2 separate regions of the Mus musculus genome follow, and region 2 is linked to region 1. Evidence: chromatin loops called from intact Hi-C (ENCODE). Cell type or tissue: heart. All regions are shown on one strand.

The links. Peaks named below come from ENCODE experiments on the same cell type or tissue, not always from the same donor. Only the 100,000 strongest peaks of a DNase experiment are listed, where the experiment ranks them.
Region 2: a loop joins it to region 1, with 2.3 times the contacts of the local background. A loop is called at or near these places in 1 of 42 quality-filtered maps.

The regions. Positions count from the first base shown.
Region 1 is chr5:114,379,041-114,387,040 of GRCm38, forward strand. Kctd10 (potassium channel tetramerisation domain containing 10) reads right to left here and starts at 1,465. Exons shown (of 7, transcript NM_026145.4): 1 at 1,386-1,465. The coding sequence starts at 1,388. Ube3b (ubiquitin protein ligase E3B) reads left to right here and starts at 1,580. Exons shown (of 28, transcript NM_054093.3): 1 at 1,580-1,935; 2 at 5,275-5,362. In heart, a CTCF peak has its summit at 4,355 (motif pointing left); DNase peaks (open chromatin) are centred at 41, 741, 1,401 and 1,861; H3K4me3 peaks cover 3,526 bases; H3K27ac peaks cover 2,733 bases.
Region 2 is chr5:114,243,629-114,251,628 of GRCm38, forward strand. Acacb (acetyl-Coenzyme A carboxylase beta) reads left to right here. Exons shown (of 52, transcript NM_133904.2): 45 at 858-954; 46 at 1,460-1,595; 47 at 2,250-2,427; 48 at 2,803-2,915; 49 at 4,536-4,690; 50 at 4,956-5,126; 51 at 5,247-5,383; 52 at 5,866-7,130. The coding sequence ends at 5,992. Among named protein-coding and RNA genes, the nearest start is that of Foxn4, 26 kb to the right of the region's middle. In heart, a CTCF peak has its summit at 4,624 (motif pointing right); DNase peaks (open chromatin) are centred at 4,603 and 4,893; H3K4me3 peaks cover 313 bases; H3K27ac peaks cover 442 bases; H3K27me3 peaks cover 146 bases.

The DNA.
Region 1 (8,000 bases):
CCTGCCTGCCTGCCTGGGCGGAGACCCCAGGCCAGCAAGGAGTGCTGCTGCCTGCAATTTGGGATTAAAAGGCTCTTTCAGGTGATTCCGATACAAAGGAGGATTAGACAATCTGTTTATCTAGTAGCCTTGGAGATCTGAAGGGAGCTCTTCCGGGCGGGTTGCTTAAGGGGTATTATGCAAGGAGGCTAAACTAACCTGAGGTCTCTGCTACAGGGCTACTGCGTGAAGCAAACGAAGTTAAAGGAGGCCAAAAACTAAAGCCCCACACTTTTTTCTAGGATAGTCACCCCCCCCCCCCCAGTTCTCCTGCTTTTGAGAACTTCTCCAAACAGTCTCAATGAGGATGTTGTCAATCCTGCTTACTAGGGAAGCTAGGTATTAGAATCTGGTTTCAAACGCCCTCCATTTCACAGCCCAAATCCTTAGTGACACACAGAGACTGTAAAAATACATCGGTGAGCCCAGACTATCCTGTTGTTAACTAGTTCCCAGGTTAGCCCCAGGGGACCAGTTGGTGGTCTACCGGTGCTGCTGGCCGCCTTCTACCAATGTGTGTGTCTCTTGTTTTATACCAAATAGAGCTTGACCAAAGCCAGACACAGGCCGAGTCATCTGTCTTCAGTTTGGGACTGATCTTGTGAGTGAGTGGCAGACAAAGAAGACCTGGGTTAATAGTCCACCCGCCCCCCATCCCCACCCAAGGACAAAGAACCATTCAAGGGACAGACCCTAGAGAATCTCAAGTAAACCGAAACCATCCCATAACGCAGACAGCAACAGCTGACATCCTGGGACTCCCGAGGTGTGGTCACCTAGGGCCTCAAGGGAAGTGATTAGGTAGGTATCCAGGTGCCACTTGAGGCCAGACTCTGTGGTCAGGGTACCCCGACCTCAGACATGTCTCCTTAGAATTACTGTTACCAGTCATCTCGCTCCAGACTTGTGGGTTCAGAGACGCCCCCTCCCTCTCTTGCCTGGAACCCCACCTTACTCAAGGCACAGCCTCCCAGAGGCCAGACTTTGCTCGATTCCAAGGGTACACGCTCGCCCCTCTCCACACGCCCTCGAACCCTCGTTCGTTCCCCACCCCGAGCGTCGGTCTCGATGCCTCCGCCGCCGTCTCTTTGTCCCGACGATCTCCCACGTCCCATCGCCCATCAGCACTCCAGGCTCGCCGCCCAGCGCCACCACCGCCCGCAGGACCAGCCGCCCCTTCGCAGATCCCCACCACCACCACCCCGACCACGGCTCCTTTCATTTGAAGCCCTTCCCCCGCTCCGGACCTCGCCCGCACGCGCTACTCAGCGCCCCACCGCTCCCGCTCAGCCTCGTCGCCACCCTCGCCCGCCCCGAAGCTCCCCGACGGCGGCCACCGCCCTCACCATGAAAAGTCGGAGGACGCCGGAGTCTCCAAATCCGGACTGAGAGGCAGGAAACACCCAGCTCGCTCAATGCAGGGGGCGGAGGCGGGGCCGGGGCGGGCACTTCCGGCGTCCGTCCACACCCCACTTCCGCCCCGCAGAGGGACTCTTCTTAAAGCGTTCCCCCCCACCCCCCACCCCCGTAAGCCCTAGATGGGGGGAACTCTTTTTATCAACCGTTCCCGCCTCCCCTTGGCCGAGTCAGGCGTTTAGTCCCACTTCTGGATGTTTGTTTCTCCTTTCCGTCTGCTAAAGAAGATGACAAGAGGAAAGGAGTCCTCACCTCCTCCATGGGCAAAGAAGCAGTGCGGAACTGTTGTTTCCCGGAACTGAATAATTGCTTGCTTCCCAAGAGGTGTTCGGAGCACAACACCCGGGGCAAGATGGCGGCCGGGCTTCGGCCGCTGCCCCGGGGCTGGCGGACCTCGGGGGGATCGGGCTAAGGCGGCGGTCGCTGCGGCCCGGACCCCGAGTGCGGGGCCTCGAACGGATAAAGATCTCCGGACTGCGGGTAGCGAGTGGGGACAGGATGGGCGCTTCTCTGGGCGGCGGGGCCAGGGACGGAGGGAGGCTATCTGGGGGGCCGAGTCTTGGTTTGAGTGAAGTCGGAGGAGGGACTGGCTTGCGGGCTTCGGGGATCTCCTTGTCCCCCTTCCATTGATTTCCGTGCCGAGGCGACTGGCCTTGCCAGCCAACTGATTGTGGGCGAGACGGACTTGTTCTTGTGGTTGTTGATGTCGGTGCCTGTGAGAGGCGTCGGGCCTCCGGATCACCCCAAGTGGAATTCGAGCCCAGTGCTGTCGCTCGCTGTGTGACCTTGGGTGAATCTAGTCCCATCTCTGACCCTCAGTTTCCTCCTCTGTAAATAGAGTAATTAGATTGTTTTACGGAGATTATTTTAGAATACGTTTTAGTGTGGTTCCTGACGGCTCTTGATCAAAAGCTGGAAAAACTGGATCGTATTTTGACTTAAGCCTAGCTAGCCTCACAGGGTGCCTGGCATTCTCAACTTCTCTTTGTGGTGCCTTTCTGTGTGTGTGATTCCTGAACCTTGCCTTTTTGACTTGCCGATAAGTAATTCCTTTGGGAATTCAAAGTCAGGGACGGTGGGTGAGGACACTGGCGAGTTATGTGCCCTCTGCATTTCGTTTCCCCATCTGGATAGGCTGTAGCTGTCTAAGAGCAATAGTTTGGCTTATTAATGGTTTCTTTAAGAGCTGTTGTCTTATCTTAGGCTTTTAAAATTGGGGTGTTGTAGCCTCACAGGATAGGCTTCCAAAGGGAGGCCTAGTTAAATAGATCTACAATGTCTGTTACATGGTCTACACTTAGATGGTGGCCCTTAGGCCTGGGAAACTAGCGACTTCTACCATAAAAGAAAGTCGCTCAGCAACTTGTGTTTATTTTTACTTCACAGTCTGGACTCCTGTGCGACATGTTGTGCTTCTTGAAGTTAGTCTCAACCAAATAGGTTGGTTGTAAGCAAGTTGCCTGGGGACGTAGAAGTAATGCAGAGTCTTGTCTGTTAGCGTTGAAAGCTTGGCTCTGCGGCTTACTAAATGTATAACCCAGACCAAGGGAGGCGAGATTTGATTGTCTCATCATGTTGCTGCTCTTATTGGATGAGACACTTAGGCGAACTGCGTCCCTCCTTACCGACTGATTGCTTTCTGATTTCTCTACCTAGAGCACTCTTACTTCCCTAAACCAGGTTCTCAGCTTTGTAAGGACAGTGCAGTAAGGCTTCCTTAGGTGTGATGAGCGTTTCCAAGTGCCAGCTATCAATATTTTCCCATTCCTCATCTCAATACTATAGTGACTAGATTAGGGTTAAGAATGGCAAGTGTTCCATGCAATCCTTAACAACCCTAAAATTGAATATTGTTATTATCCCAGGAACCTGGGACCCAGAGTGCTCATGGGACAGTGCTGTGAGGTAGAGTCGGGATGAACAAGGTCTGAGGCTCCTTCTCTCTGACTTGAAGGCCTCTCTAGTTACAGTCTTTGTCTTGTTTCTCTGTGGCCCTCAGGGGAAGAACTTGATGCCCAAGGGTGCATCTGATTTGATTCATGAGCTGTGTAAGTGGAAAAGCGACAGGAAAGAATGAAGAAACCCACAAAGCTTAGCTACTGTGCAGTGCAAGCAGAAGCCAGTGTGTATGCTCTTAGATGGGGATAGTTTTGGGAAAGGGATCAAATCCCAAGAGGTCCTGAGAGAAGTGAGAGCTCTGAGGGAGTCACAAGTGCTGGGTCCCGTTTTCATGCAGTCATTGTGTTTCCACTGGGAGGAGGGGCCCTCTCCTGCTCCTGGGTCCTGCCTACCACGGAGGATCTCTCTCTCTCTCTCTTTTTTTAAGATTTATTTTTTAATTTTTAAGTATATGTGTGGTTTTCATGCATGCATGCATACGTGTATGTATGTATGTATGTGCATTCACTATGTCCATGCCTGGTACCCATGACCGGAAGAGGGTATTGGATCCTTTAGAACTGTGGGTGCTAGAAGCCAAACCCTGATTCTCTGCAAGAAGAGTCAGCGCTCATAGCCACTGAGCCATCTCTGAAGCCGAGAGTGGGGATATCTTGAGGAGCAGACTTAAGGTTGCAGTCATGCATTGAGCCCTGCGTGCACCTCTCAGGAACTTGACTGTTGACAGTTTATAAACAATAGGACCAGGACTTGATGGCCCAAATGCTGGGCCAGGCACATCTTACTTAGTTCATTTGGAGATAGGGAAACGGCTTACTGGGACTGTGCAGGTGAGGAGATTTTAAAAAGTGGTAATAATAAAATAAATAGTCTGGAAGAGAGCTCAGTGATTAAGAGCACTTGCTGCTCTCGGAGGACTTGGGTTCCATTCCCAGCAGCAAGTCACAGGGCTCAAGACAACCTGTACCTCCAGCTCCAGGAGCATCTGATGCCCTCTTGTGGCCCTCCCGGGAACTGCTCTCACTGACAAACACAATAAAAATAAGTTCAAACAGAGAAAAACAACAAAAAACTTTTTGTGTCCATAAAGGTAACACATCCCCTGTGCTTTTGCACTGTTCTGTTAGCAGCAGTTAGAACCATGGCACACAGGTGTCCGTTCTCATGACATGCATCAAGGCTGATTGTCAAACATGGAAGACTGAGGCTCCCTCCCAGCAGTGTTGACAGAGCCAGGGCTGGTGCCAGCTCTGCGTGACTCAGGCCCTTGTGCCTCTTTCTGTGCTGCCTGCCACACCTTGCACTTTCTGTGAAGTGGGGGTGGGAGGGGCGCCCCCCCTACCCACCATCCTACTCGTCAAAATGGCCACTTGGATTTGCTTTCTGCCCTTCACTTTTACCTGGGAGCTTAGCCTTAACCAGGCCAGACCTGGTTCCCTGTAGAATGGTTTCCATGTGTGCACACACACTTTGCCTTGTCACTGAGAAGTGGGAGCCGGTTGTCTCACGGGCAGCCATTGTTCTCTAAAGCATTCACTTCTAAGGCATGAAGCCCTTTGCGGGGTGTTGAAACTATGTGATTATCTTTTACATTGCGTCGCCTTTGGGGTTACTTTGAGGTTAGAATGTAGTTAGGGGAGCCTGAGAGGGTTTTTAAAAATAATTTATTTTTATTCTATGTGGATGGGTGTTTTGCCTGCATGAATGTCTGTGTGAGGGCGTTGGATTCTCAAGTTACAGAAGCTGTGAGCAGCTGTGCGGATGCTGGGACTCGAACCCATGTCCTCTGTGGGATCTTATCTGCTGACTCATCTCTCTAGCCCCTAGACAGTTTTTAAAAACCTACAGTATATTACTTACATTCAACAAAGTTGCAATGCCATGCTTACAAAAAAGGCACTAATTCTGAATCTTTCTTAGGCCAGAAAACCCAACTCCTCGGAAGCCAGAGGCTGCAGGAGGTCACTGATGGTCACCTAGCATCTCCGCTGCACAGGCAGGTCCTCAGGTGAGCTCTCTAGGCCCTGAAGAAGGAGGGAACAGTTAGGAATGGGGCTGCCCCCTCTCATTCCAGCTTCCTTCCTCTCCCTGTGGTTAGCAGCCTGTGGTGATGATGTAGTTCAGGAGTTGCTGGTGGGAGTGGCTGGTAATGGAGCTTCGTGGTAGCGTGCCTGACCAGCATGCACAGAGCAACCATTTTCTTGAGGATGGAGCAGTATGCCAGCAAATTCCACTCGACAGGTGTGGAGTGGGGAGGGACTGCAGAGGTCCCTGAGTGTGCTCATGACAGAAATCTAGGCCCGCCTGTTATTCTACACGTGTTTCAAAGTGGCTGCTGCTTTGAGTGACCTAACCTGGTGAAGATGCTTTTCCAAACTCGGGGTTTCAGCAGGATTTCGTGTTAATGATTCAGTCAGCTGGGCGGGTGGTGCTGTGTTTTGGGGTAGCTAAAGAAATCACCCCGGCTGGAGAGATGGCTCAGCAGTTAAGAACACTGACTGCGCTTCTAAAGGTCCTGAGTTCAAATCCCAGCAACTACATGGTGGCTCACAACCATCTGTAATGAGATCTGACACCCTCTTCTGGTGCGTCTGAAGTCAGCTACAGTGTACTTACATATAATAATAAATAAATAAATATTTTAAAAAATCACCCATTTAGGAGCTCAGTGGGTCAACGCTGTGTGCATATGGCTGTCAGTCAGAGCCACCCGATTTCGGTGAAAGCAGTTTGTAGCAATTCTATACTGTTCCGTGTTCACCTCTGACCCTCAGAGCACCCATCAGCAAGGAGGTGCAGTTCTACTCGGTCTACCAGAGGAAAGCTATGTGCAGTGTCCCCTGCCCAGATTAAAGGGGCTGCCATGGCTGCTGGAAACACGACTAGTGGGAAAGCCCTTGCCATGCACGCAGGAGGCCCCGAGTTCAGGTTCCCAGAATCCTCCAGTGCTGGGCAAGTGTGGCACCATCTGTAAGCTCGGCACTTCAGAGGCAGAAGTGGGGTCCCTGAGGCTATTTCAGCGTAGGTAGACCAGCTGACTCGTGAGCACTGGATTCAAGTGAGACACCCTTCCTTAGTAAATCCAGTGCAGGGCAGTGGAGGAAGACAGCATCACCCTCAGTCCTCCATGTGCGTGTATGTGCTCACACGTGCACACTGATGGAAACACAACACATACACAAGCAAAAAACAAAACCCATGGCTTTTGGGGTGCAGAGGTTTGAGTTTGATCCCTGGCACCTACTTGGTGGAAAGAGACTACTGACACGTATGTTTTCCTCCATCCTCCACACATGTTCCATGTGTGCATGTACACACACATAAAATAAATGTAGTTTTAAATGCTTTTTAAAAACGTTGCGTGCCAGGCATGGTGGCACACGCCTTTAATCCCAGCACTTGGGAGGCTGAGGCAGGCGGATTTCTGAGTTCGAGGCCAGCCTGGTCTACAGAGTGAGTTCCAGGACAGCCTGGACTATACAGAGAAACCCTGTCTCGAAAAACCAAAAAAAAAAAAAACAAAAACAAAAAACCGTTGCATCTCTATATTTCATTTGTCTGAGTGCTGTGCTTGCTTGTGTGTGCACTGTGAGTTTGAGCCACACCAGCCCCAGCAGAGCCAGCGAGGAGGGCATCTGATCTCTGTAACTAGAGCTACAGGTGGTTGTGAGCTGCCATGGGCTGCTGGAACCTGAACCTGGGCCTTCTGCAAGGGCAGCAGTGCTCTTCACCCATGACATGGCTCTCTGGCCCCAGCATGTGTAAAGAAGACCCCAGGGTGCCGAGATGGCTCAGGTAGAGAGCTGTGGCCTGATTCTGAGCTCCAAAACCCATGTCAAGAAAATGGACTCTTCAGACAGTTTTCTGACCCCTACACATGTACCGTGACACAGTTGCCAACACCAACACACCACACACACACACACACACACACACACACTGATGTTTGTAAGTTGAGATCAGAAGCGGCCTGCTGCCCAGCCTGACAGCCTGAATCTCATCCCCAGGCCACGGGTGTGACAGGCACCATACAAACACACTTGTTCATTCACAATTGCCCAAAGAAAATGTAATAAAATATTTTAAGATAATTTAAAAAGCAAAAAGCCCTTTTTTTTTTTTCACGTGTGACTGGACACAGCACAGGCACCAGGAAACACCTGTGAGCAGGTGACCCAAGTGGTATTAACACCGTCACGTCTGTCTATTCCTTCACCTTCTTACCTGTGGAGGTGGAAGGTGGCTGTTTGACTGCTGGCTAAGTATGGGGAACACGGCAGAGAGGAGAGGCACCTCTGACACCTGCTGTTAATCGGCACTCTCTGGACAGGATGACTCGAGCTTTGGGCTCTCCTTAAACTTACAGGGAGCCCACCTCGGCTCTACGCCCAGTACCGATCTCATCCTTTAAGAAAATGTGATTATTTAGAACAGCCTCGGTGTTCCTGGTCTCCATAGGTGGTGTGAAAGTTGCTTGTAAGAAGTTGAGGGTGTCAGGAGAGCCATGAGCTCTGTGGGGGGAATGGAGGCTGCTGAGCGCCTCTGCTGCTGCCAGGTACACCCCAGCTCCTGCTGTGTGTGTTCCACACTGTGACCCACACCAGCCCCTGCTGTGTGTGTTCCACACTGTGACCCACACCAGACCC
Region 2 (8,000 bases), 140 kb before region 1:
AATGAACCCCTCCACCATGGAGCCCTCCCTAGGAAGAGACCACCAACCTGGTAGGGTAGCACGGGTAAAGGACAGAGGTGCAGCCGTGGCTCCAGGTGTTGATAGCCCAGGCTGACAGGTGGTGACATCATGGTCCCATCTAAGCCAGGCCCTATGGTACTTGATAATGCTCATCCCCTCCCTGGTTTTGAGTACCGGGGCTGGAACCCAGAGTCCCCCCTTGCCCCCGTGCATGTCAGGCAAAAAGCTGTATCACTGAGTTGTATCCCAACATCCTTTGCTGTGTGTTTCAAGGCAGTGTCTTGTTGTGTGGCTCAGGCTGGTTTTGAACTCTTGATCTTCCTGCCTTGGCTTCCTAAGTAGCTGGGTCACAGATCTATGCCACCAATCCTGGCTTGCTTCAGCCTTTTCCCTGTGTGACTCAGTTCGGTGCCCAAGCTGCCCAGGGTGTAACTGCTGGCCAGATGTGATGATTTAAGTCATAATTCAGGACGGGGAAATGGCTAGGTTGCAAAGCACCTGCCTGGCACATGCCAAGTCCCAAGCTTCATCCTAGTGCCAAAAAATCTGAAGTGAGAGGAGGATGCTGGGAACTGTGTGTGCATGGCCCGAGGGGAAGATGTCTCCTGTGGGTTCAGCACCGTCCTGCCCTGACTGTTCTCACCCTAGCGGGGCACCTACAGCTCCGCATGGTCCTTAGTGACTCGGTGCTGCCCCTTTGCCTTGCAACCAGCTCACCCCACTTCCAGCCCTCGTTGCCACCTGAACAGGCCTGGCAGCAGATGGGGTAGACCCCGAGGCCCTGAGCTCTGCCTGCAGGCAGCCCAGTGCTGAGCCCTTGTGTGTTCGCCTTGCAGGCTGGGGGGCATCCCTGTGGGAGTGATTGCTGTGGAGACTCGGACTGTGGAGGTGGCTGTCCCCGCTGACCCTGCCAACTTGGATTCTGAGGCCAAGGTGAGGGGCCGGGAGCCGTGACCACTGGGGACAGGAGTAGATCCTTTCATCTGGTTCAGAGAAGCCTCTGAGAGCCAGAGAGCAGAGGCCTCAAGTAGAGATTGGTCTGGGGGCTCTGCCTTTCTCCCTACCATATCTCCACGGGACACATATTCCAATAGTCTGGGTTTCTTTCCAGGATGGTAATGGTCCCCATTCCCCCTCTGCTTTACTCCTGTTCCTGGGAGCTGCAATGAGGTCTCAACTACTGTGTTGTCAGGCTGAGCACGAGAATAGGGGACCCATTGAGGTCCTAAGGTTATGGCCATGCTTTGGGTCTCTAGGGAGCCCTGGCTTTGGTACATGTCCTAGTAAGGGTTACTATTGTGGTAAAACACCATGAGCAAAGCAGCTTGGGGAGGAAAGGGTTAATTTGGCTTACACCTCCACATCACTGTTCATCGCTGAAGGAAGTCAGGGCAGGAACCTGGAGGTCAGTGTCTGACCTAAGTGACTCTGTGCACAGATCATCCAGCAGGCGGGCCAGGTGTGGTTCCCGGACTCGGCCTACAAGACGGCGCAGGTCATCAGGGACTTCAACAAGGAGCGCCTGCCTCTCATGATCTTCGCCAACTGGAGGGGCTTCTCCGGAGGCATGAAGGGTAAGCCGGCCCTTTCATATGTGTCACTGTGGTGTCTCTTGATAGTCCCGGGAGTTTCCTGGGGTCACGTGATGGGCCATGCAGAGAGGTCTGCTCTGCGAGTTCCTGGATGACCTGGGTAGTCCTGTGTGGATGAGGAAGGCGTATGTCCATCCACCTTCCTCAGAGCTGAGCTATAGTTGCAGTCTCTCTAAGTCACCAAGAATGTCCAGAGAGATAAGGTTCCCAGGTACTGAGGAGCTGAGGTGGGAGAGAGGCATATCTGGGTGACCTCTCTGCGTCCCCAGACCCTTCCTTTGTGAATGGAGAGGACCGCAGCAAGGGTCCCGTGCACTGGTCCCACCTGTAAGCTGTTGTCACGGTATTGTAGTGTCACCAGATCGGGTGTGGGGATGTGGAGCAGAGGGGGCTGCGTGTACCAGATAGGTGGGTGAGCTTGGGCGTCCCCATGCTTGAGTTGACAGATGAAGACACACTCACTCATGCAGGAGAATAGCCTGCCCAAGGTCACATGGGCCCTGAGGGAGGGGACCAGACCTGGACCAGACCAGACTCTCCAAGCCTCCCTCAGGAGCCCAGGGCAGAGAAGGCTGCAGGAGGCTTTGTGGGTGCGTCACTGGGGCCCGAGTCTCCTAAGCAGGCCTCGCTTTGTAGACATGTATGAGCAGATGCTGAAGTTTGGCGCCTACATCGTGGATGGTCTCCGCCTGTACGAGCAGCCCATTCTCATCTACATCCCTCCCTGTGCGGAGCTCCGTGGGGGCTCCTGGGTTGTCCTGGACTCCACCATCAACCCCCTGTGCATAGAGATGTATGCAGACAAAGAGAGCAGGTGAGCAGGTGTCACCTACAGTGTCTTGGCAGAGTTAGTTAGGGCTCCAGAGGACAAACCCAGACCAAGGTAAGAAGCCGGCCGCGGCAGTGTGCACTAACCTGGGCCCTGATGGTAGTGGGCGTTGATTGGGAAATCCCTGGGGCTTGCTGGCTAGTCCGTCTAACCAAATCAGTGAGAGACCCTGCCTCAAAATGTAAGGTGGACCCCTTACATTGACCTATGATCTTTACAGGCATGTACGCAGATACACATACACAACACACACAAAGTCATAAGGCGTTAAAAGAAATAAGTAAGTAAAGAGAAAACAAAAAGAGCCCAGGGCAGGAGTATCTGTCCTCAGCCCCTCCCCCTGTCCTCTCCTCTGTCCAGGGGGGGTGTTCTGGAGCCGGAGGGCACGGTGGAGATTAAGTTCCGGAAGAAAGATCTGGTGAAAACCATAAGGAGGATAGACCCAGTGTGTAAGAAGCTCGTGGGACAGCTGGGTAAGTGGGTCCCACACTCTCCACCCCCAGGTCCCACAGGCTCCACCCCCAAGCCACACAGGCTCCACCCCCAAGCCCCACAGCTCCACCCCCAGGTCACACAGACTTCACCCTCAGATCACACAGGCTCCACCCCCAAGTCACACATGTGCCATGCCCAGGTCACATAGGAGCCACCTGCAGGTCAGCAGAGGCGCCAATTCTAGTGCATTAAGGGTAAAATGAGCGTGTATCAAACTGTGAGACCCCAAAGCCGGCCCACATTTGCAATCGGCCCGTTCCACAGGATGCTGCAAGTGGCAGATGCAAGTGGGAAGTTTCGGTTTGTGTGTCCTCGGTGAGATGGCTTGGCAGAGGGACCCAGACATGAAAACGAAATTAATTTTCAGAGCTGTGTTCTGACCACAGCCCATCTCTGGGGCCGGGGTGGAACGTTCCTTTGTGGCAGGCTGTCTGCACCCAGAGGTTCGGGCTCTGGCGCGATTGAGGTGAGGGATGCTCATCCTGTAATCACATAATCAGCGCGCTGTCCCATATGCATGGCGTGACACGGTTGAATCAGTTGGGGTCCACGGGGGACACCAGAACATGGTGATGATAATGTCCCTTTAGAGTCCCCAGCCAGAGAGAAACACTTTTATAGATTTTATTTGGTGAATGCCTTACTTTGCTTCACTCCTCTGATGTCAGTCATTACGGTGTGTAACGTCCAGATGACCAGGGCCTCTGGGATTTGGCTTTGCACCTTCGTGACTTTGGGTTTGTGTAGAATTGGCATTTTTGTCTGGAAACATCTCTTATAAGGTTCTTTTCCTTTTTATTACATTTATTTTGTGTGTGTGTGTGTCTGTATGTCTGTCTCTGTGTCTGTCTCTGTCTCTATTTCTTTCTCTGTGTTTCTCTCTGTGTGTGTCTGTCTGTCTGTCTCTCTCTCTGTGTCTCTCTGTGTTTCTCTGTGTCTGTTTCTCTGGTGTGTGTCTGTGTTTCTCTCTCTCTGTGCATGTCTGTCTGTCTGTCTCTCTCTGTGTATGTGTGTGTGTATGTGTCTCTCTGTGTTTGTGTTTCTCTCTGTGTGTATGTGTGTGTCTGCCACAGCACGTGTGCGGATGTCAGGACAACTTGCAAGAATCTATTCGCTCCTCCCACCATGTGGGTCCCGGAAATCAAACTCAGGTCATTAGGCTTGGCAGCAAGCACCCTTTCTCTCCTGAGCCATCTTGCTGGCCCCCTTATTAGGACTCTAAGTGTGGATTTCCTTGTTAAACAGTGCTGTCTTCATCCCTACCCATCCCCTCCCCTGGCAGAACTGTGGCATGGAGTTAGCATATCTCCACTGTATTTATTATCTGTCTGAAAACAAGAGCTGATGGTATGCTGAAGCCCGGGGCAAGGCTGGGGTTTTACCCAGATGCTGTCTCGGGGCTGTGATTGCATTTCCAAGGCTGCAGGACAACTTAATTTAGGAGCAGTGTTGGCATCGCAGCCCGGACTCTCGCAGGGCAGGGCCTCTTGTCTGTGGTTTTTCAAATAAAACAAAAACCCAAGAAAATCCACCCCAGCCCCCACATGGCTACCCCTCACAGCCCCTGAAAATCCTAACTGCTGTCTGCTCACCTGCAGGGAAAGCCCAGCTTCCCGACAAGGACCGGAAGGAGCTGGAGGGCCAGCTGAAGGCCCGGGAGGAACTGCTGCTTCCCATCTACCACCAGGTGGCAGTGCAGTTCGCAGACCTGCACGACACCCCGGGCCACATGCTGGAGAAAGGAATCATTTCTGTAAGGGTTCCCCACGGCCCCCACCGGATGCAGAGGAATACAGAGGAGTTTGGGATGGATTCAATTCTGGGCTCAGGGGGCTGTGTGGGCGGTTCAGTCTGAGCATGTCAGTAGGAGCCGGCAGGCGCTCATCCCCCTACACTGGACATCCCCGCTTATAGGACAAGGTGGGCAGGAACCAGGTAGCCATCTTGGGGCACGGCCTTGGCCATTTCCCTCCCCCTCCCCCACTCCTCTGTGGGTGCTCAGGCGGCCATGTCCACAGGATGTGCTGGAATGGAAGACTGCCCGCACCTTCTTCTACTGGAGGCTGCGCCGGCTGCTGCTGGAGGCCCAGGTGAAGCAGGAGATACTCCGAGCCAGCCCCGAGCTGAACCACGAGCACACACAGTCCATGCTGCGACGCTGGTTCGTGGAGACTGAGGGCGCTGTCAAGGTGGGCCTGAGCAGGGAGAGGGAAGCCCCAGCATGCAGGCACCAGGGGTCTGGGGGCTGCTGGCTGCCGCACCTGCAGCAGCATCTCTGCCTGAGGTAGACTGTACCCATTGATCCCCAGGCCTACCTGTGGGACAGCAACCAGGTGGTGGTCCAGTGGCTGGAACAGCACTGGTCAGCCAAGGACGGCTTGCGCTCCACCATCCGTGAAAACATCAATTATCTGAAGCGGGACTCTGTCCTCAAGACCATCCAAAGGTGAGTAGCGTGGCGTGAGCTGGGTCTAGGTGGGGCTTGTGTCATGGCTAGCACATGACTGGTGAGGACCCTGCCCCAGACCTGGGGGCTGAGGATACTGGCTTCCTCCCTCACAGTCATTCTGTAGCCTCCAAGGAGGTGGCTCACAGGACACCTGGAACCCTGCCTGGCGTATAAAGCTGGGACTCAGGGGTATGTCACTCCTCAGATCATACCACACAACTGGAGACTAGAAAGGGCTATATATGCCACCTTGAGGCATTCTGTCTCCAAGTCAGAATCCCGTGTAGGATTGTCTGTCCCCTCTCTCTCTACCTCCTTCCCCCACTCCCCCCTTCCCTGTGTGAGCACAGCAAGAGAAACTCTGGGCTCTGGCCTACTCAAGAGCAACATGGTGCCCTGGACAAAGACACTTAGAGGCACTGAACTGAGTGACAAAAGTGACCCCGCCCCCTGTCCCCTTTATCTCTCCTTCCCTGTAGTCTGGTCCAAGAACATCCAGAGGTCATCATGGACTGCGTGGCCTACCTGAGCCAGCACCTCACGCCAGCCGAGCGGATACAGGTGGCTCAGCTGCTGTCTACCACGGAGAGCCCAGCTTCCTCCTGATGAGCAACTCTGGCCATCCCCAGGACCCTGGACGGTGGGATGGCCATGCGGCAGGCCTTCGAGGGACACGGGCTTATTTTGGGAAAACTCACGGAGCCACTCCAAATGTAGCTGCGGTTCCTGACCAGCGACTTCTGGACAGAAGGCCCCTGGGCCCCTGCTAAGGCGGGCCCAGCCTCTCCTCACCTGGGGACTTCAGGGTTTGTCCCAGTGGATAATTCTGCCACTGCCTCTCTGAGGCCAACTGAACCAGGCACACCGAGTTCCTTGTGGTTTTTGCCTGAGGTGGGGATCCGGTGTCTGATCACAAGACACTTGTTCTACCACGTTGGTTTGCACTCAGCTCCTTGTGTCCCTCAGCCGAGTAAATGGGCCAAAGAGAACGCCAGATGAGACCCAAGAAAACGTCTTTTTGTGATGAGGCTTATTAGACACTTAGCAAGAGCAAAAATGATTTCCTTTTTTGTTGTTGTTGTTGTTTTTCATTTAAGAGAATAAAGTGACATTTTATTCTCCAAGTGGCCCTAGTGAGTCAGGACAACCATCTGTCCCATTAGAGAGGTTCTCCAGAGATAAAGGACAAACAGACAGGACACCTAGCATTCAGCATGGCTGGAGGAGAGTTACTGCCTCGGTTCCCAGGCTCTGTAAGCCCTCTCTTCCCAAGTGGAGCAAGGACTGGACCTCCGTGCCTCCTGCAGATTGGCCACCCACAGGGTACTGAGTGCCCTACTGCCTGAGTGCAGAGAGGCTGTCCCTCACCCCTCCCAGAACCTCTGGCCAATATACTTCCTCACCTTGTGCCTTGATACCACGGCAGGAGCCAACAGCGCTGGACCAGTGACCCAGGGCTGTGCCTCGAACACTCTGGATCCGCTTACAGAGACTTTCCCAGCACTGCCAGGCACCGCAGCATCAGGACCCGAATGAGATGCTCCGGCCAGGGGTGGGGTGGGGATGTTGGGGTAGTGGAGAACCCCACTCTGTCGCTGCCCTTCTTGGGGGATAAAGGGTTCTTCTGGGCAAGGTCCTCTTGATGTGGAGGAAAGCCCAGACCGACACTGGCTGCCACCCTGACCACTTGGGTGCGCTGAAGAGGCTGCTGAAAGAGCTGCAAAATAAACTATTTTTTTTGAAGGAAGCTTCTGGCCTTGATTTATTCTGTGGCACAGAGGAGCCCAGCAGTTGGCAGGTGGGGGGGAGGGGGTAGACGGTTCTCAGCTCCCCTCAGAATCTCCCTCTGTCAAACACCGAAGGGAGGCCCAGGCAGCTTTCACACCAGTTCCCATCCCTTTCCATCACGAGGATGGCATGAGCTCAGAGAGGTCAAGACACTTGCCCACAGTCACACAGGATGGAACGGAAGGTGTCCAGTCTGTTTGACTGTCAAGCCCAGCCCCTTCCTTCTGTGACACAGAGGTGTGGTATGCCTGGACTGGTGATCTACACTTGGAATTGTCTGTCCCTGAAGTCTTGCCCTGCATAGGAACCCCCCCCCCCATTATCCCTAACCCAACTCCCCCCCACACACACAGCTTATCTGTTCATAGGGACTGCTCAGTCTTGACTCTCAAATATCAGTTACTACTTTTCTTCTGATCCAGCATCTTTCCCAGCCAATCAGAGTTCTCCAGCGCTGCAGGGTAGAGAGAACCTGTCCCACAGAGGGAGGTACCAGAGAGACCCAGGCCTATTGGTCATTTTTGGATGCCTGAATCAAGCCAGGCCTGAAGCCAGAAGGAGCCTGTTCGGGTTGTTTGTATTTAAAATGCTCTCCCTAGTTTGAAAAAGAGCCACAGCCCAGAAAAAGGATCAAGACTCTCCCTCCTGTCTGCCAACAGCTCCTCCACTAAGGTGCGGCACGTGAACCCCCATTCATTCAGAGTGTCGACTAACTTGGTCTAGTGCTGCGGTCATGTGGCTTCATGTGTGCCATGTGTGTGCCATGTATCCGTCATGATGGGAACTATTTGGCCATAGTCCTCTATTATATCACCCCTAGCTTTTA